Linked DNA regions of Homo sapiens: regions 1, 2, 3, 4, 5 and 6 are each linked to region 7. A link is a contact called in ENCODE Hi-C or POLR2A ChIA-PET data. All regions are on one chromosome and are shown on one strand. Each heading gives the region's core, a stretch centred on a gene start or an enhancer-like site at or near the end of the contact. The rest is flanking DNA. Distances are from core to core; before and after follow the strand shown.

Region 1 (3,810 bases), core at 877-3,376, 3.2 Mb after region 7:
AACTCCTGGCCTCAAGCGATCCTCCTGACTCGGCCTCAAAAAGCGTTGGGATTACAGACATGAGCTACCATGCCAGGCCTGATCTTTCAATCAATTATTACCCCCACCAACCTGAACTGGGACTCACTCTAAGAAAGACTTTGCCTACCAAGCTGCATTAATCCATTTCCACCCCGCCCCCTCCCCCCCGGCCATTTTTATTATCTGTCAGCCTAAGCTTGAGATCAGCATGAGGTAAGGGTACCATTTATCAAGGGTCTGCGTTGTACTAGGCATTTTACAAATATCATTTCTAAGCTTCACCACCCAACAAGGTAGGTCTAATCACCCCCATTTTACACATAAGGAAACTGAGTGTCAGAGAGGGTGTGTTATTTGTTGCAGACCTCACAGCAGGCAGAGACTGAATTCAAACCAAAACCTTGCCTGGCTCAATACGAAAAGCAATAAAGAAATGAGCAACAATGTGATCAAGGATATGAATTTGTGCTTGGTTATCATTAAGAGTCTCCATGCTACGGCTTTACATTGTCTCCAAGATCCTTGCCTGATCTCACATTCCACACTTTAAAAATAGGAGTGAAATCTGAGCAGGAAGAGGCCAGATGAGAAACTAGATTAGGGGAAGACAGCAGGGCAGCTGCACAGCATAACTTGAGGGGGCGCCATTCACATTGTCATCTGTGAATGATGGTCCTTGGAGTTATGCCTGGTGGGAAGAGTTCATGGTTGGGAAAGGGGGAAACAGCATGAAGATAAGCAGGAAGTGAGGTGAGAGAGGGGAGCCCCTGAGGTTACCTGGGCACAGGCTTCAATATGGTGTTGGATCATAGGGACCCCTGCCACAGGAAACAATGGTTTGGGCACCTCAAAAGACAAAGGTCTGAAGCGAGTTCCTGGGAGAGGAGAGAGGAGAACATTTCGGCCTCCTGCCTTCCTCTGCCCCCATCCCGCCTACCACTCCAGCCCAACCTCCTCCCCCCATTCCCCTGGCACCTCACCCTTTTGAGGGCCTCCAATCAGGATCACCGCTTTGAGCATAATGGTGACTGCTACCTAAACTTCAAATTCCAACAGAGAAATCAAGCTCAGATCTCCTACCCCAACCAAGCCCCAAAACCCAAATAGCAACACTTAGCCCTCTCCCAAGATGTAAACCCAAAGCTCAATATAGTCTCTGCCTGGACCCAACACCTCACAAATCCCACACATCTCAAATCCCAGCAGAGAAATCAAGCTCAGATCTCACACCCCAACCAAACCCCAAACCCCAAATAGCAGCACTTAGCCCTCCCCCAAGATGTAAACCCAAAGCTCAATATAGTCCCTGCCTGGACAGAACCTCACAAATCCCACACATCTCAAATCCCAACCCAGATTCCAGTCGGCCTTCAAACCTCACAGTGATTCCTCCCAAATTCTGAAATTCACACCCCACAATTTGATCTCTAAAAGACTTCCCTCTGGCCATGAACAAATTCTGCAAATTCAGAAACCTGGCAGAGACTCCCTTCTCAGACCCAAACCTCAAAATACTGAAGCCTCAAATTCCCAAAGTGTTGCGTCTTCATTCTAGATATTAAGCCCTGAACCCCAATAGTGAACCCTGAATATTGGACAGCAAACCCTGAGTGAGCCTCAGATATTTAACTTAAATCCTGAACGTAATCCCCAAGTACTGAACTAACACTGATCTGAATTTGAAGAACCCCTAATCCCAGCAAAAATCCTCTATATGCTAAACATGAATCCTAAAACTAACCTCTGTATGTTGAACCCCAAATCAAAAGACAGGTTCCCTTGGCATCTCAAACACTGAACCTATTGACCCCCCTCCAGTCCTAATACGGACGACTGGGTCTAAATCTCTGGATTCGGAGGATTGATTGATTGCTGACCCTCTGAACCCCACAACTGACTCTGTCCAATAAACCCTGGCCTCTCATTGCCAGGGATTGTGGGACCAACACAGGGGCGGGCGCACCGAGGGCCAGCCAGGACCTCGGAGCCCGCTCTCCGTCTAGAGGGTGTCCCCTGCCCCTTACCCCTGCCGCCACCCCTCCACCAGCTCCCTTTACCACTAGCTCCCTTCACTCCAGCTCTGCCGCCCGCTACTGCAAGCTCCTTCCGCGCACGTGTCTTCTCGCAAGTCGCGAGAACTCATTCGCAGGGTCTGCCGGGAATTGTAGTCTGACCCTTTACCCGCTTTCTAACTTTATGGGAGAGGAAAGAGGTGCTGAAGTCCAGGGGTGTGACCAAGGGATCGCGGGGCGGGGTTAAATGCGAAGAAGGGTGGGGCCTGAGAAGCCCAGCCTGGAACTTAAGACTGGGACCCGAGCTGTTGGGGAATCGGCCTCGGGGCAGCAGCCGAAGTGAGGAACTGGGTCCCACAGGAAAACGGGACTAAGGACAGCAGGGGTGTGTGGCCAGCCCTGGAAGGGGCGGGGCCAGGGGCAAACAGCCACAAGGGGCTGGGGCTGGAGGCGCTCAAAAGCGGAGAAGGCGGAGTCCCAGGCCCAGCCGGCGGTACCGCTGGGAAGTGAGGGCGCCTTGGACGGCGAGGGCAACTCTTATCAGTTTGACTGTCTGAAATGCAGCACGGCGCTAGGCGCTCTCCAGACCTCCCTGTGACTCCAACAGGCTGTGACCTTGGCGTGGGGGTCTGGAATACGTGTGGGCGCTGGTGCGGGGGAGAGGGAATGGCGACGCGGAAGAGCAGGACAGACGCGGAGGGTCAGAGAGCAGCTTTATTAAGCAAGCTGGTGGAGGGCTGTGGGTCCCACCACCCCCGGGCTCGGCGCCAGGGCGGAAGGTCCGGGGGTGCCGTTCAGGCCACGTCGACGCGAGCGAAGCTCTGGTCCATGCCCAGGCTGTTCTCCACGTACACCTCGTACTTGCCGCTGTCCTGAGGCGTGGCCCGGCGAATGGTCAGCGTCGTGGTGGTGCTGCCGATCTCGAAGAACACCCTGCGGAAGGGCGGCGGGGAGGAGGGCGGAGCCGTGGTCAGTACACGGGCGCACTGGGCGGGGCTCCTTAGCCAGCTCTGTTCCTCGCTGCCCAGTCCCCGCCCCCGTCACTCCAGCCAGATTTCTGGGCTCAGTCCCACCCAGGTTCCAGCCCCAGGCCCTGGCCGTGCCGCAGGTCCCGGCCCTCGCCTGTCATCCTCCTCGATGTCCTCCCCGTCCTTGGTCCAGCCTACGTCGGGCGCAGGCTCTCCCAGGATCTCCGCAGTCAGCGTCACGGTGGTGCCTTTGCGCGCCTTAGTGTTGTCGGGTCCCTTTTGAATCTTCGTCGGGACTAGCGGAAGGAAAGGGGAGCGAAACCCCGTGAAGGACCCGGAGATGAGGCAGGGCATCACCTCACCGGCTAATACCCGGCACTAAATACAGATGCATTTAAACTCGCAGTGTGACGTTGAGCAAATCATTAGCCTCTCTGGTTTCATCTCCTTGGCTGTTAAAGGGACTTATCCCTGCCTCTCCTACTTCTCGGGGTCGAATAGAGGATCAAGAGAGATAAGGCGGGCGAAAGCCCCTGAATGTTCACACATCTCGCGGTGCCTCAGAGACCGCTCCGGGTAGTGGAAATTGCCAGAGTTGGGAGCCAGAAGACCCGGGTCCAACCCTGGCTCTGCCTCTGGCTTGCTGTGTGACCTTGGGGACCCGGAGCCGCGTGATGGAAGTCCACAGCTGACTGCTCAGCCCGGGTGGAGCTGGATCCCGAGGTAGGGAAGGACGCACTTGGCTGGCGCGGCGATGCGCCCCAGGCCGTGCCCAGAGCTGGGCTGGCGGGGACCCTGTAGCTAGGCCC
Region 2 (3,398 bases), core at 366-2,865, 3.3 Mb after region 7:
TAGCTCATCAATGTCTCACTTCTGATTTGAATAGGAACACTTCTGTATTTCCCTCCCAAAATGCTGGGATGACAGGCGTGAGCCACCACTCCCGGCTCACTTTCTAAGTTATGCATTTTGGTGATGTTTGAATCTCTTACTCAAGCATGTACTCTTTTCTGTGATCAGAAAGAACATTAAAGGTGGTTCCTTATTCAGGTTGTCTCCTTCCCTTATACATTGTAGCCTTGTTTCGGCCCTTTCACTGTCCTCCTTGAATGTGTCCCCTCCCCAGGAGGTAGAGGACAAGAATGCTCTCTCCATGTCCTGCTCAGCATTGAGCTTTATACATAATTTTATTTATTTATTTATTGAGACAGAATCTCACTCTGTCGCCCAGGCTGGAGTGCAGTGGCACGATCTCAGCTCACTGCAACCTCCACCTCCCGGGTTCAAGCGATTCTCTTGCCTCAGCCTCCCAAGTAGCTGCTGGGATTACAGGCACGTGCCACTACACCCGGCTAATTTTTGTATTTTTTGTAGAGACGGGGTTTCACCATGTTGGTCAGACTGGTCACGAACTCCTGACCTCAAGTGATCTACCCGCCTCGGCCTCCCAAAGTGCTGGGATTACAGGCGTGAGCCACTGCGCCAGGCCCATAATGGTATTTCAACAAACGGTTAGGGAATGCCATGAATTTAAGCCAGCACCTAGTGGGTGAATTCTTGAAAACTCCCCTGCCATATCTACTAGTTTGAAGTGAGGGCTGCAGGACCTTTCCAGCCTCTCCCCATCCCACCCTGTCACTCCCCACCCCAGGTATATAAACGGCAGGTTGCTCCATAAACCTGTGATCTCTGGAATTTTGTTTGAACCCCTGGTAGCTGGGCCCTGTTTTGGATCTAGAGGCCACCAAGAGTCCTGATCAGTTCCTGCAGCTAGGAAGGTGCATGGGGTTTAAACGTGCTACTCACTACTCCTGACATGGGAATACTGGAACTGCCAATAATGTGGAATTTGTTTTTCTGTTGTTTTTAACAAATGGAAAGGGCACAGATATCAGAGTCAAATCCCAGATCCACCCAAACAGCTATGTGATCTTGGGCAAGTCAACTTCTGTGTCCCTTGTGGACCTCCCGTGTAACATAACACTTACCAAAGCGCATAGAAAAAGGTCCAGAAAAGATCTGAGAGAAGGCTGTAGGGTTGTTCCAGGCCTCTGCAATCAAACTGATGGAGTTCAAACCCCACCTGTGCCGTTTATTACCTCGACGGATCACTAGTCTCCGTATCTCAGCTTTCTCTGTTCATGCATAAACTGGGGACAGTAAGAGTACATAGTTGATGGGGCAGTTGTGAAGATTAAACGAGGTAACAGGCCAATCTTTATCATAAAGCTAAAGCTCACCGTGAGCGCCCCATGGACATTAGCCTTATTGCTTTTATTGTCACAAAGGTGGCTGTGGCGAGAGACAGCACTTTGTACCGTACCCGTCGGACCCGGTGAGCTGGAGGGGCGAGCTTTTTATTGGCCTCGAGGCCCGGGGCACGGGGAGGCGGGCCGTCCGCGGCTGTCCTAGCACCTCCGCGGCAGCAGAGGGCCCTGGCGGCGGCTGCGGGTCGCGCGGCGTGGGTGACGGGGGTGCAGGGCGGGGCCTAACGAGCAGCCCCCGCAGGGGCGGAGACGAGGGCGGGCCGGAGGCGGAGGCGCGGCCTGGAGAGGGATGGGGCGGAAGCGGGGCGGGCGGTGCAGCCTAGCGAGGGGCGGGGCGGACGAGGAAGCGTGACGAGCGGCGGGGCGGGTGGAGCAGCCTGGCGAGGAGCGGGGCGGGGTGGGCGGCACGGCCTGACAAGGGGCGGGGAGCGCAAGGAGGCCTGACGAAGGGCGGGGCGGAGCAAGGGCGGGGGCAGGGCGAGTAGTGGGGTACAGCGAGGGCCGGAGCGGATGGGGGAAACCTGGTGAGGGGCGGGACAAAGCGGGGAGGGCGGTGCAGCCTGGCGAGAGGCGGGGCGGACGAGGAAGCTTGACGAGGGGCGGGGCGGGCGGTGCAGCCCTGCGAGGGGCAGGGCGGGCGGTGCTTCCTGGCGAGGGGCGGGGCGGGGCGGGCGGTGCGGCCAAGCTAGGGGCGGGGCAAGGGCGGGGCAAGGCGGGTGGTGGTGCCCAGCGAGGGGCGGAGCGGACAGGGTAAGCCCGCCGAGGGGCGGGGCTGACCGAGGTGGGCGGGGCGGATGCCGAGGGGCGGGGAGAGGTGGGCGGGGAGGCCAAACATGGGGCGGGGCGGCGCGGCCGGGGAAGCGTGATGAAGGCCTACGAGTGCGGCGCGGCCTGAAGGGGCACGCGGGGGACCTGCAAAGCTAGTGAGGGGCGGGGCAGGCGGCGCGGTGGGGGCGGGCCGAGCCCGGAGGCCAGATGAGCGGACACAGCCCCACGCGCGGGGCCATGCAGGTAAGTGGCTCCCGACGGCCCCACTTGAATTTCGATCCCAGACCGGGTCCGGCGCCCTCCGGGGCCCAAGCTTAGCGCGGTGCTGCAGTGGGGCCGCCTGACCCAAAGCGAAACCGAAAGCCCCGCGGAGGGTGACCTGACGACTTTCCCGGGACTGGAAGGGGGAGTCCTGCGAGAGACTAGGTGGGTGCGAGAGAGGAGTCAGGGTGCTCCTTGGGGTACAGGGCTTTGGCTCCGGGCTGGGTACGCGCACGTGATGCAGGCCGCCTCAGAGTATGGGGCCCGCTTGGGATCCCGGAGTTTGGGAGCAGAACAGGATTTCCTAGCTGGGCAGGGACATGGGGGCGGGACTTAGGGAGTCGGGCTAAAGTTCGGATTAAGGGGCGGGCCTGGCTCATGATCCTGGGCCGGCGGGCTGAAGCTTTCAACGGAGTTTCAGCCCTGGGTTTGGGTCTCTCGGTGGGGACGGGCGGAAGCAGAGGTCTGTGCCTTAGAGTGGTCACTTCTGGGGGTGGGGATGGGAGAATCCTCGGAACCTGGGTGAAAGGTCAGGGGTCCCAGACCTTGTAAAAGTCTGAGCATCCCCCTCCCCTAGGTGGCCATGAACGGTAAGGCCCGCAAAGAGGCGGTGCAGACTGCGGCTAAGGAACTCCTCAAGTTCGTGAACCGGAGTCCCTCTCCTTTCCATGGTAAGCGGTGGCCAGGGCAAGGGAGGAGGGTGGAGGCTGATGCGCCCTTCACCAGCTTCCATCGCTGTGAGAGGGTGCTTTTCCCACAGCTGTGGCTGAATGCCGCAACCGCCTTCTCCAGGCTGGCTTCAGTGAACTCAAGGAGACTGAGAAATGGAATATTAAGCCCGAGAGCAAGGTACTGGGGGTGGGGTGGGGGTGGAAAGGCAGGTCCCTAGGCTGGTCTCCAAGCCCTGTGTGCCAGCTGAGTAATGCAACTCACACCCCTGTCTTTCCTCCCCTT
Region 3 (3,442 bases), core at 715-3,214, 4.2 Mb before region 7:
GGGCACTCCTGTGATCCTTCCTGAAAATGGAGGTATCTAGAGTAGACATGAGATCTTTGCTACCGTGGAGTTGTACGACATATGGGAAACAAAGATAAGGACAGAAACATATTCAGCCTTGGCTTTCGCTTGCAAGTCACTATGTTACAATAATTCTCAACTCTAAAACTAGTGCTTACCTCTGGTCTTTACCAAATTCTGGGTCAAAGAAGGTATAACTAAACTGAAGACGAGGCAGGTGGATTACCTGAGGTCAGGAGTTCGGGACCAGCTTGGCAAACGTGGTGAAACCGTCTCTACTAAAAATACAAAAATTAGCTGGGCGTGGTGGCAGACGCCTGTAATCCCAGCTACCTGGGAAGCTGAGGCAGGAGAATCGTTTGAACCCTGGAGGCAGCGGTTACAGTGATCCAAGATTGCACCATTGCACTCCAGCCTGGGTGGCAGAAAGAGACTGTCTCCAAACAAAGCTGAAGAGATCAGAAGGCCAAAGAATTAAAAACTACTCTTCAACATAAATACTAATGCTATTCTTAAAAATCCTACAACCACAATAGCATTAGTATGCACTGCTTTAACTTTTAACTGAATATCCTGCATCCAACAACCTTGACTACACAGAATTGAGAATCCCGAGGTAAACAAAATACCCTCTAAGCAGCAGTCCCAATATCCATGCGCTACAGCTCATATCTACCCCGCTGAAGAATCCTTCCAGCACAAACTATGTACTTATTTTATGCAGTTCTAATAAGTTACTTAATAACATCTTTGAGGGTTTTCTATGTGTTTTGTGTTAAACATTTTTCTTGCATCTTCATATTCCAGCCCTGTGAGGTAACATGTCCAAGTTTTTCCATCTAGGAATTACTTCAATTCAAATTCCATTATATGTGATTCCACAATGGGTGTTATCACTACGCCATTAATTCTCAAACTTTAGCGTCCAGGTGCATTGGTATCAACTGGAAGGCTTGTTAAAATATATTTCTGATTCAGTAAGTTTGGGATAAGACCCCAAAATGTGCATTTCCAAGAAGTTCCCAAGTGATGCTGATCCTAGCGTCCTGGGATTATTTAGAAACCAATGCACTTCTATTCTTCTTTGAAAGAATACTTGCTTTCCACAGCGACGGCAGGCCTGCAGCAAACCAGAAGCCTTTAAAGTTTATTAGAACTACCTCAAAAAGACACACAACTGTGAGAAATTAGATAAAGCCTTCTAATAAGCAATTTCAAAGAGAAAAAAGAAAAGCCTGGGAGTCACTGAGTGTACTGCAGAGACCCAAACACCTCGATAATTGAATCATAACTAGGCAGGCACTCATTCATTTTGACAGTAACGCTGAGTCTTCAAAAGAGTTTATGCTCAGTTTAGAAAAACAAATAAGGCTGTGATCCGTTTCTTGTAAACGTTTATCCAAAGGTTTTTAGGGGTTGGACAGAAAGGGTTTACTTTGGCGGATTTTTTGTCCTCTAATAAAAGTTATTACTGCGGTGAGGCTTAGACTTGTTCTGAGAAACTGAAAGCTGTCCCGAGAGCACCTGAAACTGCATGCTCTGTTGCTGATGCAACGTCACTTCAAACTTCCTGCTTTCAAAAGGAACCCTTTAAACTCGCTCAGCGCCAACCCCTTCCTCCGAGTGTGGGCACGTCGTTCCCGTGCGGTCCGGCGGAGATGCGGCAACTTCGACAAGACCCCAGGTGGAGTTACCCCAGGAAACGCCCTCCCCGCTCTCGGACTTGCCCCGGACGGGGAGGCTGTGCCTCCAGCCCCGCCATGCCTCCCTCGCCCTAGCCCCCCGGGAGGCGCCGACCTCCGCCCAGCAGCCCCAGCCCGGCCGCCAGCTCCCGCAGCCCGGGGAAACGGCGAGAGATGCCGCTCACAACCAACGACAGCAGCCGGACCAAACAGACGCGGAAACTCACGCTCTCTACGACCCGCCTGCGTCCCCACGTCTTCGCGCGCACGTGCGTCATCACGCACGTTCCCGATCCGGGGCGCCCCGGGTTCCTGGGGCCGGGTGCGGGAGGGGAGGGCCTTAAAGCGGACGGCTCGGCCGCGGCGCATGCTTAGTTGTGCGCGCCCGCGCTCTGCTGTCTGCAGACCGCGTGCGCCGGCAGTGGCTCTAAGGGGGCCGCGAGGGCACAGCGGGGCAGGACCGCGGCAGAGCGCAGTAAGGAGAGTGTGGACCCTCGCCCTGTCCTCTAAGCTCCATGTGAAATGTGGATAATATTCCTTACTGCCATAAATAGCCACTGGCCGCTGACTACGCGTAAGGCAAACAAGCGACCTGCGTTCAAGGGACCCGAAGACTAGGGGAGAAGCAGCGAGCGGGTCGCGGCCGCCTACCCAACGGACGCCTCTGCCCAGGTTCTCTGCCGGGAAGCTTCGTCCTTCCGGGCCCCAGCGCAGCCGGAGGCTGGGGAGCTGCTGCCTGGAAGGGTCAGATACCGCCTGTTAGGCGGAGGGTGGGAAAGACACTCTCCTGCTTCAGGAGCTATCGCAGACAACCGGAGGGCGGCTTATCGCAGAGTCCCAGAGCCAGCCAGCAAGGCAAGGTCGCGGGTGCACCTTTCACTCCCAGAAGCTTGGGTCTGGGACTGCACCACGCAACGTTTGCCCATTTTGAGGGCTTTAGGTGTTTCATATTTCAGTTAATAGAATTTCGATTAATACATAATTTGATACCATTTTAATTGTTTGCTACTCGGGAGCAAGTTTTATGTTTAGCTGTAGGAGTTAGGCTAAGTTAAATGTTGCAATGCTATATATATTTAATAGGATATGAAAAAACTATCTTACAGCCGGGCGCGGTAACTCACGCCTGTAATCCCCGCACTTTGGGAGGTCGAGGCAGGAGGATCGCTTGAGCTCAGGAGTTTGAGACCAGCCTGGACAACATAGTGAGACCTTGTCTCTATTTAAAAAACAACAACAGGCCTGGCGCGGTGGCCCACGCCTGTAATCCCAGCACTTTGGGAGGCTAAGGCGGGCGGATCACCGGAGGTCAGGAATTCAAAACCAGCCTGGCCAACATGGCGAAACCCTGTCTCTACTAAAAATACAAAAATTAGCCAGGCATGGTTGCGGGCGCCTGTAATCCCGGCTACTCGGGAGGCTGAGGCAGGGGAATCCTTGAACCCGGGAGGCAGAGGTTGCAGTGAGATCGCGTCCATGCACTCCAGCCTGGGCGACAGAGCATGACTCTATCTCAAAAAAAAAAAATCTTACTATTTGGTATGGAATTTTCTGATAGCTAGGGTAAAGATGCTCTTTTTCCAAGAAGGAATCCGAGTATCCGAATACAGGTGGTTTAGTGTTACTCTTTGTTTATTGGAAGTTGTAGCAGCTGTGTTTAGATAGTCTGCTAAAACAAAAACTGCCTAAACCAGAAGAGTTTATCTTTTGCCATTGTGTATTAAAACTCTTCATAGAAA
Region 4 (3,417 bases), core at 611-3,110, 4.7 Mb before region 7:
AAAAAGTATTGTAAAAGAAAATTTTGTATCACTACCTTAAACCATGGCTGTACATATATAAATACAGATTGCAAAAACATCCTATTACAAAAAAATCCTCATCCACGTACCGCCTAGAGTCAAGTCACATGCCACTAGCGGAAAGTGTACCAATTTTGGGACACAATGATTCCAGCCCAACTTTCTCATTTTCTGTATTAGAACACTGGAACCCAGAAAGCCTCGGAAGTCACCGAAACAACTTGAGTCAAACTGACTGTGGTTGCAAATGTTTATGTACTTTTCAAAAACAAACATACAAACAAACAAAAACAAACCAAAAAAAACCCTCCAGTTGTTTATTACCTACTGCGTGGACCTAGTTCACACAGATGGGCCACTCTGCACACCCTGTTTCAGTTCTTTTTCAAAGAAACTATATTTAAAAAGTCACTGCAAACTTTTAAAACTATATATTAATGAACTTTAAAATAAGGTTATGAACCCACAGAAAAGTTTCAATACCAGAAGAGAGGAGAGCGAAGACTAAACTTTGCAATTCTGAAAGGAGGCAGCTCTATCAGACAGGAAGGGAGAGAACACAATTTCCTTTTGGAAAAAATGGCAAAACCAATATACAAGCCTTTGAAACCAAAAGATAGAAGGTCCCCCAAGCAATTTAATTGCATGGGAAAAGACTACTAAGTATAACTAAATCGTCCTAATTTTCCTAAGGGTTTTTCTTTTGGGCTCTCATTAGCCAACGGAATTGAGGCAGAAAAAATGTTTTTCACGCAGGGAGACAAAACATTTGTGATCATCTTAAGTCTCTCGGTGGATGAGAGGCCTGAATACAAATGGTTCTATATTTGGGCAGAAGGGCCAGAAACCTTTTTTTTTTTTTTCCCCTTTAATGTTCTCCAATGAAAACATGTCACTTTTGAAAGGGTGCTCTTCCCTCGAGAATGCCCTTTGCTTCTAACTTTGTGGGAGGTAGACAGGGGTGTTCTTTTACGATAGTAATAGTAGCACACGTCCTGCAGAGGAAGGTCAGAAGCTCGGCGGAACAGGAACCGCAGCTTTCCTCCGGCTTCCCAGCTCCTGGAAGGAAACCCGAGAGCAACTGCCTGCAGCCACATCTGCGAGCAGGGATGCTCACAGACGGACAGGGTGGCCCGCAGCCACCCGCGATGCCACAACCTGGGCTTCCAACAAGGCCCTTCTTTTCCAAAATGTACTTGCCACAAAACAACACAAAAACCTCCTTTTAAACAAGGCAGGTTTAAGGTCAGCCTGTAAGGTGTCAGGGCCTTGGCAGGGAAGGATGAGTGAAGACCTGCAAAGCCCGGCGTTCACGCTCACGGGACTCCCGCTGCTTCCCAAACCCCTATTTTCCAGTCGGAAAAGTCCGGGTTAATACACAAAAGGAGACGCCGAACCACACAAGGTGAAGAGGTTCGCCCAAAAACACCTGCAGAAGACGCTCCTCTCCCTCGCTCTCCTCGGGGACTCAAGGTCCCGGGGAGGAGGAAAGACCAGGGTTGAAGGCAAGAGGCCCGGGGACGGGACTCGGGTCAGGGAGACACTACCGGGGGGGCCGGGGCCACCGCGGGTCCCTGTTGGCCGGAGGGTCTCGGCGGCGGCGATAGGCCTGGCAGCCAGCTCGGGCGGCAGGTCGCGGGTCGGGAAGACGTCAACACTCACCCCTGGGCCCACAGGAGGGTCCCGGCGAGGACCCCCGCCCTCTGGCTCCCGGGGCGCTCGAGTGGGCGCTCTCAGAGGTGGTTGGCTGAGAGCACGGAGGCGCCCAGGGACAGCACCGGCGGAGCGGCCCGCAGAGGGCCAGGGCAGAAGCGCGAAAGGCGCGGGCTGGCCCCTTCTGGGAGCCGTAGCGGAAGAGTGTTCGTGGTCATGTGACGCGGAAAAGGGCGGACGCGTGGCCCACGCACTGGAACGGCTCCACGGTAAGCGATGCGCAGACATCTTTGTTGTGGGCGAAACGAGGTGACCGCAGGTGACTCCTCTTGCGGTTAAGTTTAATTCACACTTCGGCTTTATTAGATTTTGTAATCTTTAAGAACTTGGTGTTTGCAAGGTAAACCTTTGGTAGCCAATTAAAACAACTTTTTCAGGACCATCTGGCATGAAAATTTCTATGCTGTGAGGCTTAGGAATTCTCATATGTAAATCAGCTCCGCCAGTGATTCCATGAGTTCCAATTTGATACTTCTTAAGCCCTCGGTTGATCAGACCTTGTCTTCCATGAGAATTCCGGGAGAGGGGAAGTTAAGTTTCACAGTAGTTGGCGGCATCGTTTAGCTTTGGGAGAGCACTCTCTGCTTCTGAACACCCAACCACAGACTCTTCCCCCCAGGAAGCCCTTGCTTAGAGCGGGGGAAAAATGGTACAGTGCTTGTCAGTATGGGAATGTACTGAGGCCAAATAATGTGATATTTTATATGCCTTGGTTTTCACAAACACCTAAAGGTGTACACATGACTTATGTACTCCCCTACGATCTAATTGATATTCTAGAGATGTTACCATTCTTCAAAATGATTTGGGAAGCCCTCTGAATTGCGTTCTTGGGCTTCTTAACACTGGTGTAGGGAAAGTGAAAATATTTCCTCTCCCCTCTTGGGGTCTTGGCTGGGCCTAAGAATTAAACTGATGAGGAAAAGAGTCAAACTCTAAAATATTTGAAGAGATTTATTCTGAGCCAAATGTGAGTGACCATGGCCCGTGACAGAGCCCTCAGGAGGTCCTGAGAACATGTGTCCAAGGTGGTTGGGGCGCAGCTTGGTTTTATGTATTTTAGGGAGGCATGAGACATCAATCAAATAAATTTAAGAACTACATTGGTTTGGTTCAGAAAGGTGGGACAACTCAAAGCAGGGGCTTCCAAGGCTGTAGGTAAATTTAAACATTTTCTGGTTGACAGTTGAAGACCTGGGACCCATAGAAAGGAAATGTTGAGGTTAAAATAAAAGATTGTGGAGACCAAGGTTCTTTTGAAGTCTTATAGTGGCTGCCCTTAGAGACAATGGATGACAAATGTTTCCTATTCAGATCTTTAAAAGGTGCTAGATTCTTACGTAATCTCTTTAGGATTGGGAGGACCTGGAAGAAAATGATCTAGCTATGTTAATAGAAATTCTATGTAGATGCAGATTTTCCCCCAACAAAGGACAGCTTTGCAGAGCCGTTTCAAGATATGTCAAAAACTAAAAAAAATGTTTTGCGGTAAAATATTTTGATTTTGTTTCTTGTCTCGTTATGCCAGTGTCAGATTGGAAAGTAAGTCACAATATATAGGGTTAAATAAAACCCATCTGATGAGAATTTATGGATTGTAGGGCATGAATCCCTAGGCCCCTTAGATAGGAATTTGAGCAAGATTAAAAAAAAAATCAGAGCTTAGTCTCCACTGACGTAAAA
Region 5 (3,615 bases), core at 672-3,171, 4.8 Mb before region 7:
GCAACTTCTCAGAGTGTCTCCCTGGCCACACAGCCTAAAAGTAACCATGAGCACTCTCCTATCAAACAATTTTCATGTTCAGCATAGTACTTGCCCAAGACATTTTTCTTACTTTTGCATCCCCACTGGACTGTAAGAACCAAGAGAACAAGACTTTGCTATATTTACTGGCACACCCCAGGGCCTTACACAACCTAATAGGCACCAAAAAAAATGTCTGCTGAAGAAATAACACTCATGTAATACTAATAATGCCTCTTTGCCCAACTTTAAAAAGCAAATAGTACATACTAGACATGTTCTGCATTTTCTAAGTTTTAAGAAATCAATTTTCCCACATAAAGTATTATGTGCTTTGTATTAATCTTACAAGCAAAGGTTTTAAAAATACTTAGTAACTGCCACGTTGTTAGTAACTTTAAATACAAGATAATAATATAAAAGCATTTTATCAATTCCAAAACCACCTGCAAATTTTCCGAATGAAATTGCACGGCAATAAAAATCTTTATCAAAATAAAGCTTAATGAAGCAAAGAACAACAAACACAAATCATCCCAGTAACTCAGGACGGTAGTGTCTTTCTGAAATCATGGTGACTTGCTAGCTCTCCTCATTTCTGTGTACAGCCAGGGCACTCGGGTATTGATAGCGAGATACAGATAAATCTCACAGATAACTCCATCATATTTAGAATCACACAGCTCCTAGTGGGTACCTTATTGCCATTAAAACTTTCCCCCAACTCCTCAACACTCTCTTCGGACCATAAAACTAAAATCCCACAGCTTCAAATCTGCTCCTCTGCCTCCCCCTCCCGCAATTAATCCTTTCGAACTTTTCCCAGGGGATTCACATCTGCCATCAAGATGCTTTCATCCTGCTACTATTCCTAAGTGCCTGCTTCCTCCCAGTTACGTAGGTACTCTCGACCCAGAAAAAAGGCACGGGCGAGGCAGGCGTCCCTCCCTCCCACCCCAGCTTCTCCCCGACCCCCAGCAGGAGCGCCCAGCAGGTGCCTCGCTCCGCACCGCGGCTCCCGGGCCGCTGAGAGGCGGGGCACACAAAGGACCCGCATGGACCTCCCCCCCGGCCTCCTAGCGTCTTCCCCCACCCCCCACAGCCCGGCGCCCCGGGTAGCTGGAGAGCGAGGGCGGCGGCCGCAGGCTCGACGGAGACCAGGGACGCTCGCCCCGGTCGCCCCCTCCCTGACCCCAACCCCGCCCACGTCCCACCCACGAAGGCTGCCCAGAACGTAAACCCTCGCCCGGCAAAACCGAAAACGCATCCCCAGCCCGGCTGCCCGGGCCCTGCGCATCCAGCCCGCAGCCTCCCACGCCGCGCCCGCCAGCCGGCGCCCAACGGCCGCCCCCGACCGCCTCCCACGGCACCCGGCTCTTTCCCAGCCCCGGAAGGGTCCCGGTCCCGCCGCCCGCTCCCCCACCTCCCGGGAAGGGCCCGACACCCGCCCGGCCGCCCCGCACTCACAGGCTGCCGGAGCAGGAGGTACACACGAAGGAGCCGACCGTCATGTTAACGTAGGTGGGGCCGCGCTGGTCGCAGTCGAAGCACTTTCGGTTGTGCGGGAGGCCGGTCATGTCCCGCAGCATCTTCAGGTGCTTCTCCTCCTGCTTCCGCTTCGCGCTGGCCGCCATGGCCGCGGCGCCAAGGGAGGAGGCCGGCAGGGCCGGGAGCCGGGCAGCGCTGCGCCGGGGGCCCGCGGTCCCACGGGCCGCCCTGGCCGCGGCCGCCGCCCTCCGTCTGCGCGCGCCGCCCGCGCCGGACCCGGCCGCAGCGGCTTGGCTGTACTGGGCTCGACGCGGCCCGGGCGCTGTGGTACGCGGGCTGACGGGCCACACCAACCGGCACAGCCGGGACAACCGCCGCCGCCGCCGCCACCTTCCCGACTTCTCCTGAGGGGAAAAGACGAGGAAGGGGACGGCAAGAGGAGGCCCGCCCTGGGCGGCCGGTAGCCAAGTGTCCGCTGGCGCCCTCTGCTGGCCAGGAGGAGTCACTGCGGCCTCGCTGAGGCATGGGCCGGGTCTGGAGCCAAGTAGGGTAGACACAATGGTGATAATAATATTAATAATAGACAGTATTTATTGAGCGCTTATATATGCAAAGCGTTTCACATGGGTTACCTTCCCCTTCTGTTTAAAACTCTTCAAGGGCTTTCCACTGCTTTGAGTATAATTCCAAATTCCTCACCGTGCCGTAAAAAGTGCTCCATAGTCTAGCCCAGTCTACCTCATTCTTCGTCGTCCTCACTCAGCCACACTGGATTTTGAGTTTTCTGAACACAGCAAGCTCCTTTCTGACTCCTGCAGGACCTTTGCCCTTGCTCTTCTCTCTTTATCTTTGGGCCAGCTAATTTGGGGGGGCTTGGGGTGTCCTGTGCACTGTAGGATACTGGGCGGCGTTCCTAGCCTATACCCACTAGATACAAGAACAAACCCCCCAATTCCCATTGCTGGCAACCAAAAATCCCCAGACATTGCCAAAAGTGGAGGGAACTTTAGGGCGGTGCAGTCACCTGGCTTGAGAACTGCTGCGTGTGGAAACCCGGATCATCCATAGCTGACATCCTCTAAGTCAGGTGGGGCTCAGATGTCACCTCCCCCGCCAGACTGTCCCAGATCAGCCGAGTTAATGTTGCAGCTCACCTTTCTCGAAGTTGCTCTCCATCAAATTGCTGCGTTGTATTTTCGTCTCAGTTCTAGCTATTTGAAATACTGCATCTTATTTCGTGTTTACCATGGGTGATCTGGACTCTCCCTTTAGGCGCTAAACAGCCTGGCCCCCGTATTTTCTGTGCCACTCCACCCCATTCCCCTCGCAGAGCTGGAGACTAGGTGTTCAATGTTGACGGAATGAATACATGAAATCGTTCATGTAATCTTCACAACAACCCTTCGAGGTGAGCGTTATTGTTATTTACATTTTACAAAACAGGAAGATGAAACCCTGAGGGATTAAGTAAATTTACCCAAGGGTACCTATGGCGAAGCTCAATTCCAACCCAGACAGCCAGACTGCAGGACCCAAATCCCCACTGCAACAATCAACTTCGTCTCTCGTTTTCCAAAGGAGTACAGGGAGACCCAGAGAGCTGAAGTTCTCAAATCACTGGGCTGTTGAATGGATTAGAATCTACGTTTCCTAACAGCCAAGACCAACCTCCACATCTCTCATGAAAGGGATTGGGTGAATCAACAAAGTGAGACTTCATATTAATATAATACTACTAATAATAATTAATGTTTTTAATATTAAAAGAAATGGACAGATAGATTGGCCAATGAATGTTTTTAAACTTTTCTATTATGGAAAATATCAAACTACCATGAGCCCATGGACCACTTTCAGCAATGATTAAGCCCATGGCTAATCTTGCTTTATAAATACCTCAACCCTCCATCCCCTCTCCTATTATTTTAAAGCAAATTCTAGGTTTCGTACCATTCATCTAAATGGTACATAGTTCCATTTGTATCCCTAAAAAATAAAAACTTTATCTCTTTCAAACTTAGCCATGATACCGTTAGCATATCTAAAAAGTTAACAATAGGCTGGGCACGATGGCGCACACCTGTAATCCCAGCACTGTGGGAGGCC
Region 6 (3,775 bases), core at 272-2,771, 3.1 Mb after region 7:
GTGGCTCACGACTTTAATCCTAGCACTTTGGGAGGCCAAGGCAGGTTAATCACTTGAGGTCAGGAGTTCAAGACCAACCTGGCCAACATGGTGAAACCCCGTCTCTACTAAAAATACAAAAATTAGCCGGTCATGGTGGTGCACACCTGTAGTCCCAGCTACTCAGGAGGCTGAGGCAGGAGAATCACTTCGTCCCAGGAGGTGGAGGTTGCAGTGAGCTGAGATTGCGCCACTGCACTCCAGCCTGGGTGACACAGCAAGACTCTGTCTCAAAAAAAAGAAAAGAAAGAAAAGAAAACTGCTATAAAGAGAGCTTCCACAGATATCGTCAATAGGAGCATGGAGTGATGGAGGACAGCTAACATTAACTGTAGTATGTACCAGATGACTTTGGTATCTCATTCAAACCTTCTCAGAATCTCTCAAAGAGAAGCACTATTAACCCCATCTTACAGATATGAAAATTGAGGTTCAAAAAAGTGAAAAATCTTGATGGAGATCATATAATTGGTAGGAAGTTACTTCTCCTATCTGATCTCAAAGCCAAGGCTTTTTCTACCACAACTAATGCCAACCAAGTATTCAACAACTACTGTGGCTCCATTATGCCCAGGCACAGTGCCAAGCATCAGGGAAATCATTACAATAACAATAGCTCCCAACTGTAAGCAGTTACTATACTTGCAGGCATTGTACTAAATACATGAATTAAAACGAATCCCCACAAATGTTAAGTACAATCACTATGCCAATCTGTGAGGAAAACTGAGCCTCAGGAAACAGTATGGCAAGTTTGAAAGAGGGTTGATATTCCAACCCAAGTGGGTCCGACTCCAAATCTCGTGCTTCTATCTACTGTATTTAGTACCTTGCTACACAATAATGATTATGACCGAGATCAGTCCCTGGTCCTGAGGGGCTTTTAGTCAGGTAATGATCACTTCCTTCTGACAGTGTCAGAGAAGGCACGGAGGGAGGGATACCGCCCTTTGGCCTCAAAGGACGGCTAGAGTTTAGGCTATCACAGGCAAAGGACACTGTAAGGGCGAACAAACCTGGGAAAAGTAAAGAAATTGAACTCTGACACCTGGTGACCCTACCAGTCGTAACTCCATGACTCTCAGGGCGTGTCTCCAGAAAGCACCACCCCCACCTCGTCCGAGGTCCGAGGCCCAGCCCAACCGGAAGTCCACTCACCGGACTCCCGCAGCAACCCCGCGAGCTTCCACAACAGGGAGTCCCTCTGAGCGGTCGTCATGGCCACGGGACGCTGGGGGGCGGAGCCTGGGGGGGGAAAGAGGAAGCGGAAGAGCCTCAGGTGGGCGGTAGTGCCAAAAGCCCAGGGCGTCCGCGCAAACCGAGGCGTCATGCGGAGAAAAAGGCGAGAAAGAAAAGAGAGGAAGAGCATCCTCCTGGCCGCCCTTTCGAGGAACATAAGTCCTGGTCAGACATACCGAACCTCCCCGTCTGGTCCTCCTACCAGCTCAGCTGCCCGGCGCCTATCAATGATGGAAAGGAAGTCCCGCCCCGGAAGAAAATCGAGCCAAGGGACGACCGGAAAACATGTCTCTGCCGCCGGAAACCGCGCCGTAGATCATGCAAACGAATCGAAAAGGGGCGGTGCGGGGGCTGTCTCCTGACCGCGGTGGTGGCTGCAGTGGTTCCCTGGGCTTCCTGGCCCGGAGCTGGGCACCCATTATTCCCCCGCCCTGCGCAGCCTGGGGCTCCCGCTTGGCTTTCGGCGAGCCTACCGCGCCGGTGAGGAAACCCTGACTCGTTTGCAAACTGGGCGGGGAAGCAAAGTTTAGAGAAATGGAGCTTTGTTAGATAAAAATTTTTTCAACGCAAACAGTCATTTTCCAGTGAAAGGAGAGCGTATCCGCCGTAGGATGGACTTAGATCGTGTAAAAGCTGAGGCCACCGAGGATATAACCTCCGGGGTCCTTTGCCTCCTTTTCCTTAGACTCCCTCCAAACTCGTGTATCTTTCCTTCAGCAGTACTGGGCTCCACGCGAACCTAGTCCTTTGTCTTTACCCTATTACCTTTCATAACATCCTAGTTGAAAAGTAGTTATTCAACCGCGTTTGAAAATGAGAACAGGTTCACAGAGGCTAGGTTACTTGCGAAGGTCGTTCAATTAGTAACCAGTAGCGCCAGGACTGCCAGTTTCTTGCTTCCGAATTCTCATGGTAGCTTTCACCAGGCTCCCCGTCAAATGCTAACGTCAACTACTGAACTAGATTAGCAAAAAGGTCTTTTAACAGAATTCCTGGTTTTCAGAGAGAGTTTCTTTCATGAAGCGCCCCATTTCTACAGAGGAAAATCAAAATGAATCCTAAGCCAGTTGAAAGGAGGGATAGGATCATAGTCATCTTTATCCCAAGTTGCCAGATTTGAAAGATTTTATTTTCTCAAGACAAAATATTTGAAATGGCAAATATTTCAAATATTTTGAATATTTGAACCACACAATTTCGCATTCATGGCATACTACTTGTGCTCTGAGCTGAAAGCCTTTTAGGTTAAATAAAGTAAGTGGAGATACATCCGAAGCAGCAGTGTTGAGCTCAGAAAAACAATACCCCAAAATACGGCGCTTTGGTATGCTGACTATTTTGAACTAAAAGAGACTGGAAGGCCTCAGGCACAGTCTCTCCGACCTTTTCCTGCCCTCCTGTCTCCCAGCCTTCTTTCTTCCCCAAGGCAAGCCATAGAAACCAGAATTCCTCTTCCCCAAGATGAGTCACAGAAACTAGAAGCCCTCTCCCCCAAAGCCAGCCATAAAACCTAAACTTCCCCCCACCTTTCTATGTAAGAGCTGGCCGTGGCCTGGCGCGGTGGCTCACGCCTGTAATCCCAGCACTTTGGGAGGCCGAGGCCAGCAGATCACCAGAGGTCGGGAGTTCGAGACCAGCCCAACCAACATGGAGAAACCCTGTGTCTTCTAAAAATACAAAATTAGCCGGGCATGGTAGTGCATGCCTGTAATCCCAGCTATTCGGGAGGCTGAGGCAGGAGAATCGCTTGAACCCGGGAGACAGAGGTTGCTGTGAGCCGAGATCACGCCATTGCACTCCAGCCTGGGCAACAGGAGGGAAACTCAGTCCAAAAAACAAGCTGGCCGTAAAGAACTTCTCTGGCCTACCTTGTCTGATAGGCCGTAAGACCCTCATTCTGGAAGAGATCCTGCCTCATACCTGGGAGGAAGGAATGCTACACAGAAAGACCTCGTTGGGTTTCCACCTGCTGTCTGTTACTATTAAGTGGCACACTTTTTGCCCAACCACATTACTGCAGGCTGTCCATTTTTCATAGAATCTAAGCATTAAAAACAAGTTTTCCCTGGCTCTTTGGGTAGCCATTTCTGAAGGCTCCCATGTCATGTAAAACTTTGATTAAATAAACTTCTTAGTTTATTTTAGATTTTTCTCTTAACCTATCTTGTTATACGAGCTCTGACCCTTATGATGAGGAAGAAAGGCATCACAACTTTTCAGCCCCTACAACAGCTAACTAGTATGCAAATATAAAGTCAGAGTAAGAGCTCAGTATATTTTGTTGAATTATTAATCCCATAACCTGACGATTGTCAGTCCCTGTTTATTAATCATCTGGAACTTAGAAGGGCAGATTCTCCCAAACAGTAACTGCCAACTCTACCCCTCTTAGGCAAGAAACAGATTCTTTTCAAGTCACTGACATTGCAGTGTCTTGAAATCTGTTTCAGCCGTGCCTTTTCAACCCATAGTTATTTTCTGAGAATTGCTCCACCCA
Region 7 (3,696 bases), core at 836-3,335:
CACAATAATTCTTTAAGGTGTATATTATTATCCCTATTTTATGGATGAGGAAACTGAGGTTCAGAGGCCACAGAACACTTTGGAGTGCCCAAAGCAGAGCAGGTCAGCAGGAAGTCCTTTGGTTATTTATTATTACTATTTTGTTGTTGTTGTTGTTATTGCTTTTAAGACAGAGTCTTGCTCTGTCACCCAGGCTGGAGTGCAGTGGCGTGATCTTGGCTCACTGCAACCTCTGCCTCCTGGGTTAAAGTGATTCTCAGTCCTCAGCCTCCCCAGTAGCTGGGATTACAAGTGCCCACCACCACACCCAGCTAATTTTTGTAATTTTAGTAGAGATGGGGTTTTATCATGTTGGCCAGGCTGGTTTCCAACTCTTGACCTCAAGTGATCTGCCCACTTCAGCCTCCCAAAGTGTTGGTATTACAAGTGTGAGCCATCATGCCTGGCACTAGTCCTTTGCTTATTAATTGAGCAGAAAGCACCAATTTTAGGTGGAAAGCTGTATTTTGCATTGGGGATGTTTGCCATTTATGGGGTGTTGCCAATCTGTTATGTTGGTCACTGGGAAGGGACTGCCTTCCCATGGAGGGGAGCTAATACTGTATAGTGAAAAACTGCTTGATTAATAGTTAGGGTGGCTTACATCTGGCTCAGCTTTTCTCCCCTCATGTGAAGGACTTTGGAAGAAGCCCTCACTCACTGTACAGTAGAAAGGATTAGGGCAAGGCTCCCCCTGGAACTGCCAGTTTGTGCCTTAGTTTCATTACCTGTAAAACAGGGATAATGGTACCTATCTTGATGTATTAGTTTCCCTTGGCTGCTGAAACAAATTACCACGAACTTGCTGACTTAAACCATAAATTTATGCTCTCACAGTTCTGGAGGCCAGAAACCCAAAATCAGTTTCACTGGGCCCAAATCAGCATGCATTATAGGGCTGCCCCATGGGCTGGGCGTGAATCTGTCCTTGTCTCTGTTTATTTCAGGGATACATGTGCAGGATGTGAAGGTTTGTTACATAGGTAAATGTATGCCATGGTGGTTTGCTGCCCAGATCATCCCATCACCTAAGTATTAAGCCCAGCATCTATTAGCTATTCTTGATGCTCCCCGCTCCTCCACCCCCTCACCCCCAGTGTGTGCTTGTCTCTTTGTTTCTGGTGGCTGCTGGCATCCTTGGGTTGTGGCTGCCATACTCCAATCTCTGCCACCGTGGCTAAATCGTCTCTCTCAACCTCCCTTTTATGATTTGATGAGGATACTGTGATTCCATTTAGTGTTCGTCTTTCGAATCCAGGATAATCTTCATCTCAAAATCCTTAACTTAACCTGCAAAGACGCTGTTTCCATATAAAGTTACATTTAGAGGTTGCAGGGATTAGGGTCTGATATTATTGGGGGCCGTTATTCAGCCTATTACACTCAGGGTTGTTTTAAGGAGGAAATTTAATGCTGGCAGAGGGCTGAGCACAGCCCACTGACAGCAGAGAGCACTGAGCAAATAGACAAAAAAAGAGGTCTCTTACAATGCCTCCCTTATAGGGCTGCCGTAAAGTTCAAACAAAGCACAGGTATATCACTTATACGAGTAGAGGAGAGATTAAAGAATGAAGTAAAAACTGAGGTCTGTTAACAGCCCCTCTCCCGCCGCCAGGATTTGCACACCTTTCTCTGCAGGAAGCCTTGAACCCTCTCCACTCGCATTTCCACCACCTCCAGGCAAGATCTCCCACGTGGAGGCCCCACCCCCTCCCTGACGCGCCCCACTCTCGCCCCGCCCACCTGGTGGGCGTCCCCGGCCGTTAGCGCCCTGGAAGCATCCGGGACTTCAGGGTCAGTACATTACAATGCCTGACAAATCCTAGCCAGTTCTATCAAATTATATCTTTCTTACAGGCTTTTAAGCTATTAGTCTCATAAAGATACATTTAATCAGCGAGGTAATGGCATGATGAGTGTTTTTAGGTTAAAAAGAGAACAGGAACTGTTGCCAGCAGAATGGCGATATTCAAGACAACACGCACAAGAAGAGGCGGGTCCTACGCGCTTCGCTAGGGAAGCCCGGGTCAGCTCGCTGCGCAGGCGCAGTGAGTTCGACACACCATGCCGACTGTCAGCGTGAAGCGTGATCTGCTCTTCCAAGCCCTGGGCCGCACCTACAGTGAGTGGCGGCCCTATACGTTGGGCCCTACGCCTCTTCTCGGAGGCAGGGCCTCCCTCCAAAAGGGCAATGTGGCGACATTCATGCCTTCCTGAAGGTTTTGGCTCCGGGAGGCCGGGGTTTACGCGGGAAGGCCGATGATGGTGGCGGTCCGGCTGGGCTGTGGTAGCCTCGGAACCGGCATCGCAGCGGTGCCACTGCTTGTGCCCGGCTTGCCGTGTCATTCATTCAGCGATCTGCCATCGAGTGCCTACAGCGTGCCTGGCACCGACATCCAAGCCAGGGGATAGAACAGGAAGGAAACCCGGGGTTGCATCCCGAGCGTAGCCAGTTAATTGCAATAGCAGCGCTGTGGGAACTCAGTTTATAAGGGGGTAGGAGGAGAGATTTGTGCAGCGGGGTGGAGAACGGCATTCCACCTGTCTTCGTTTTATTAATGTTTCCTGAGCGCCTGTTATGTGTCAGGCACTGTTCTAAGAGCTTAGGACTAGAGCTGTGCACACGACACGTCAGGTCCACGTTCTGTCTGATGGAGGCAGACAATTAACCAGCACGTTAATAAAATGATTTCGGATAATGTTAAATGCCATCAAGGAAAGAAAAGGTGTTGTGCCAAGAACAACTTTAGATAGGGTGGTAACATTTGATCTGAGACCTGAATGGGGAGTATTAAATGGGTGTAGACTTCATTCTACATTTCATCTTTTAATCAGTTCTAAAAACACAACCATTGAAAAAAAGGAGGGAGATATTAAATGCAGTTATCAGTTACCTCACAGCCGTAGCAGCTGCCCCACCCTATTTTTTTTTTTATTTTTATTTTTTGAGACGGAGTCTGCACTCCCAGGCTGGAGTGCAGTGGCGCGATCTCGGCTGACAGCAACCTCCGTCTCCCTGTTCAAGCAATTTTCTGCCTCAGCCTCCCGAGTAGCTGGGATTACAGGCGTCCGCCATCGCGCCCGAGTAATTTTTTTGTATTTTTAGAGAGACCAGGTTTCACCATCTTGGCCAGGCTGGTCTTAAACTCCTGACCTCGTGATCCACCTGCCGCGGCCTCCCAAAATGCTGGGATTACAGGCGTGAGCCACCGCGCCCGGCCCCCACCCCATAATTTTTAGCTTGTATAAAGGCTGGACCAACTGGTTCGTGAGAGCTGTTTTTTTTGTTTTTAGGGCTCAGTGTGTTAACAAAGGCCTAATTGGTTTAATGACAGCCACCGCTTCCCAGAATAAGATTACTGTTACAGTGAAAATAAAGCTGGCTTTTAAGAATCTTTCCTAAGTGTGTACTTTTAGATAGTACCTATTCTCTATGTGATATTCTTCGTAAGTTCTGCCATAAGTCCCTGAAAGTAAAGGAAATACAAGGGTATTGTATTACTCTTACCCTTTGTACTTGGCTCTAATCGCCTAATCGCTTTATTTTATAATGAGCTTATTTATATTTCTTACCTGCCCTTCTAAACCATATTCTCACTAATGGGATGTGGTACAGGTTAATAATTCCTTATCCAAAATGCTTGAGACCAGAAGCGT

Evidence for each region. A loop is a pair of places that touch in the nucleus more often than their neighbours do. ChIA-PET counts read pairs that join two places held with the same protein, here RNA polymerase II (POLR2A). Pooled maps may share reads with other maps.
Region 1: a loop to region 7 is called in a map of CD4-positive, alpha-beta T cell, with 11 times the contacts of the local background. The contact joins the promoter of GMPPA here to the promoter of FARSB in region 7. A Hi-C loop is called at or near these places in 3 of 168 maps with a recorded cell type or tissue (CD4-positive, alpha-beta T cell and naive thymus-derived CD4-positive, alpha-beta T cell) and 10 of 50 pooled maps. POLR2A ChIA-PET finds 5 or more read pairs at or near these places in 1 of 52 experiments (activated T-cell).
Region 2: a loop to region 7 is called in a map of CD8-positive, alpha-beta T cell, with 6 times the contacts of the local background. The contact joins the promoter of DNPEP-AS1 here to the promoter of FARSB in region 7. A Hi-C loop is called at or near these places in 1 of 168 maps with a recorded cell type or tissue (CD8-positive, alpha-beta T cell), 1 of 37 single-sample maps with no recorded cell type and 12 of 50 pooled maps.
Region 3: a map of naive thymus-derived CD4-positive, alpha-beta T cell shows a loop between it and region 7 (24-fold over the local background). The contact joins the promoter of RHBDD1 here to the promoter of FARSB in region 7. A Hi-C loop is called at or near these places in 1 of 168 maps with a recorded cell type or tissue (naive thymus-derived CD4-positive, alpha-beta T cell) and 9 of 50 pooled maps. POLR2A ChIA-PET finds 5 or more read pairs at or near these places in 1 of 52 experiments (CD4-positive, alpha-beta T cell).
Region 4: a map of CD8-positive, alpha-beta T cell shows a loop between it and region 7 (19-fold over the local background). The contact joins the promoter of MFF here to the promoter of FARSB in region 7. A Hi-C loop is called at or near these places in 6 of 168 maps with a recorded cell type or tissue (B cell, CD4-positive, alpha-beta T cell, CD8-positive, alpha-beta T cell and 1 more), 1 of 37 single-sample maps with no recorded cell type and 7 of 50 pooled maps.
Region 5: a pooled map shows a loop between it and region 7 (4-fold over the local background). The contact joins the promoter of AGFG1 here to the promoter of FARSB in region 7. A Hi-C loop is called at or near these places in 5 of 50 pooled maps.
Region 6: a map of naive thymus-derived CD4-positive, alpha-beta T cell shows a loop between it and region 7 (28-fold over the local background). The contact joins the promoter of STK11IP here to the promoter of FARSB in region 7. A Hi-C loop is called at or near these places in 1 of 168 maps with a recorded cell type or tissue (naive thymus-derived CD4-positive, alpha-beta T cell), 1 of 37 single-sample maps with no recorded cell type and 11 of 50 pooled maps. POLR2A ChIA-PET finds 5 or more read pairs at or near these places in 1 of 52 experiments (Panc1).

The regions. Positions count from the first base shown.
Region 1 is chr2:219,497,207-219,501,016 of GRCh38, reverse strand. It overlaps GMPPA (GDP-mannose pyrophosphorylase A), which reads right to left and starts at 2,126. Exons shown (of 13, transcript NM_013335.4): 1 at 2,079-2,126; 2 at 1,002-1,061; 3 at 799-896. The coding sequence starts at 1,041. SPEGNB (SPEG neighbor) reads right to left here. Exons shown (of 5, transcript NM_001286811.2): 4 at 3,156-3,297; 5 at 2,730-2,966. The coding sequence ends at 2,828. The region is part of intron 1 of ASIC4-AS1 (ASIC4 antisense RNA 1); the gene reads left to right. RefSeq lists enhancers at 2,057-2,246, 2,251-3,068, 3,069-3,810 and a silencer at 3,077-3,156.
Region 2 is chr2:219,386,787-219,390,184 of GRCh38, reverse strand. It overlaps DNPEP-AS1 (DNPEP antisense RNA 1), which reads right to left and starts at 1,615. Exons shown (of 4, transcript NR_183823.1): 1 at 1,389-1,615; 2 at 1,137-1,298. It overlaps DNPEP (aspartyl aminopeptidase), which reads left to right and starts at 2,273. Exons shown (of 15, transcript NM_012100.4): 1 at 2,273-2,426; 2 at 3,022-3,115; 3 at 3,205-3,293. The coding sequence starts at 2,391. RefSeq lists silencers at 1,472-1,621, 1,702-2,221, 2,242-2,481 and an enhancer at 2,746-3,398.
Region 3 is chr2:226,834,576-226,838,017 of GRCh38, reverse strand. RHBDD1 (rhomboid domain containing 1) reads right to left here and starts at 1,964. Exons shown (of 9, transcript NM_001167608.3): 1 at 1,931-1,964. RefSeq lists enhancers at 1,452-1,601, 2,442-2,511, 2,351-2,645 and a silencer at 1,652-2,181.
Region 4 is chr2:227,323,694-227,327,110 of GRCh38, reverse strand. MFF (mitochondrial fission factor) reads right to left here and starts at 1,860. Exons shown (of 9, transcript NM_001277062.2): 1 at 1,684-1,860. MFF-DT (MFF divergent transcript) reads left to right here and starts at 1,947. Exons shown (of 14, transcript NR_102371.1): 1 at 1,947-1,993. RefSeq lists a silencer at 1,519-1,808 and an enhancer at 1,989-2,038.
Region 5 is chr2:227,470,462-227,474,076 of GRCh38, reverse strand. It overlaps AGFG1 (ArfGAP with FG repeats 1), which reads right to left and starts at 1,921. Exons shown (of 13, transcript NM_004504.5): 1 at 1,489-1,921. The coding sequence starts at 1,655. It overlaps MIR5703 (microRNA 5703), which reads right to left and starts at 1,945; the gene lies at 1,890-1,945. It overlaps LOC124907994 (a long non-coding RNA gene), which reads left to right and starts at 1,978. Exons shown (of 2, transcript XR_007088114.1): 1 at 1,978-2,917; 2 at 3,088-3,289. RefSeq lists a silencer at 1,213-1,932 and an enhancer at 2,045-3,008.
Region 6 is chr2:219,595,603-219,599,377 of GRCh38, reverse strand. STK11IP (serine/threonine kinase 11 interacting protein) reads right to left here and starts at 1,521. Exons shown (of 25, transcript NM_052902.4): 1 at 1,455-1,521; 2 at 1,198-1,284. The coding sequence starts at 1,258. RefSeq lists enhancers at 1,080-1,139, 1,350-1,569.
Region 7 is chr2:222,654,481-222,658,176 of GRCh38, reverse strand. FARSB (phenylalanyl-tRNA synthetase subunit beta) reads left to right here and starts at 2,085. Exons shown (of 17, transcript NM_005687.5): 1 at 2,085-2,161. The coding sequence starts at 2,104. It overlaps LOC124907985 (a long non-coding RNA gene), which reads right to left and starts at 1,744. Exons shown (of 2, transcript XR_007088095.1): 1 at 1,666-1,744. RefSeq lists a silencer at 1,662-1,858 and an enhancer at 1,975-2,024.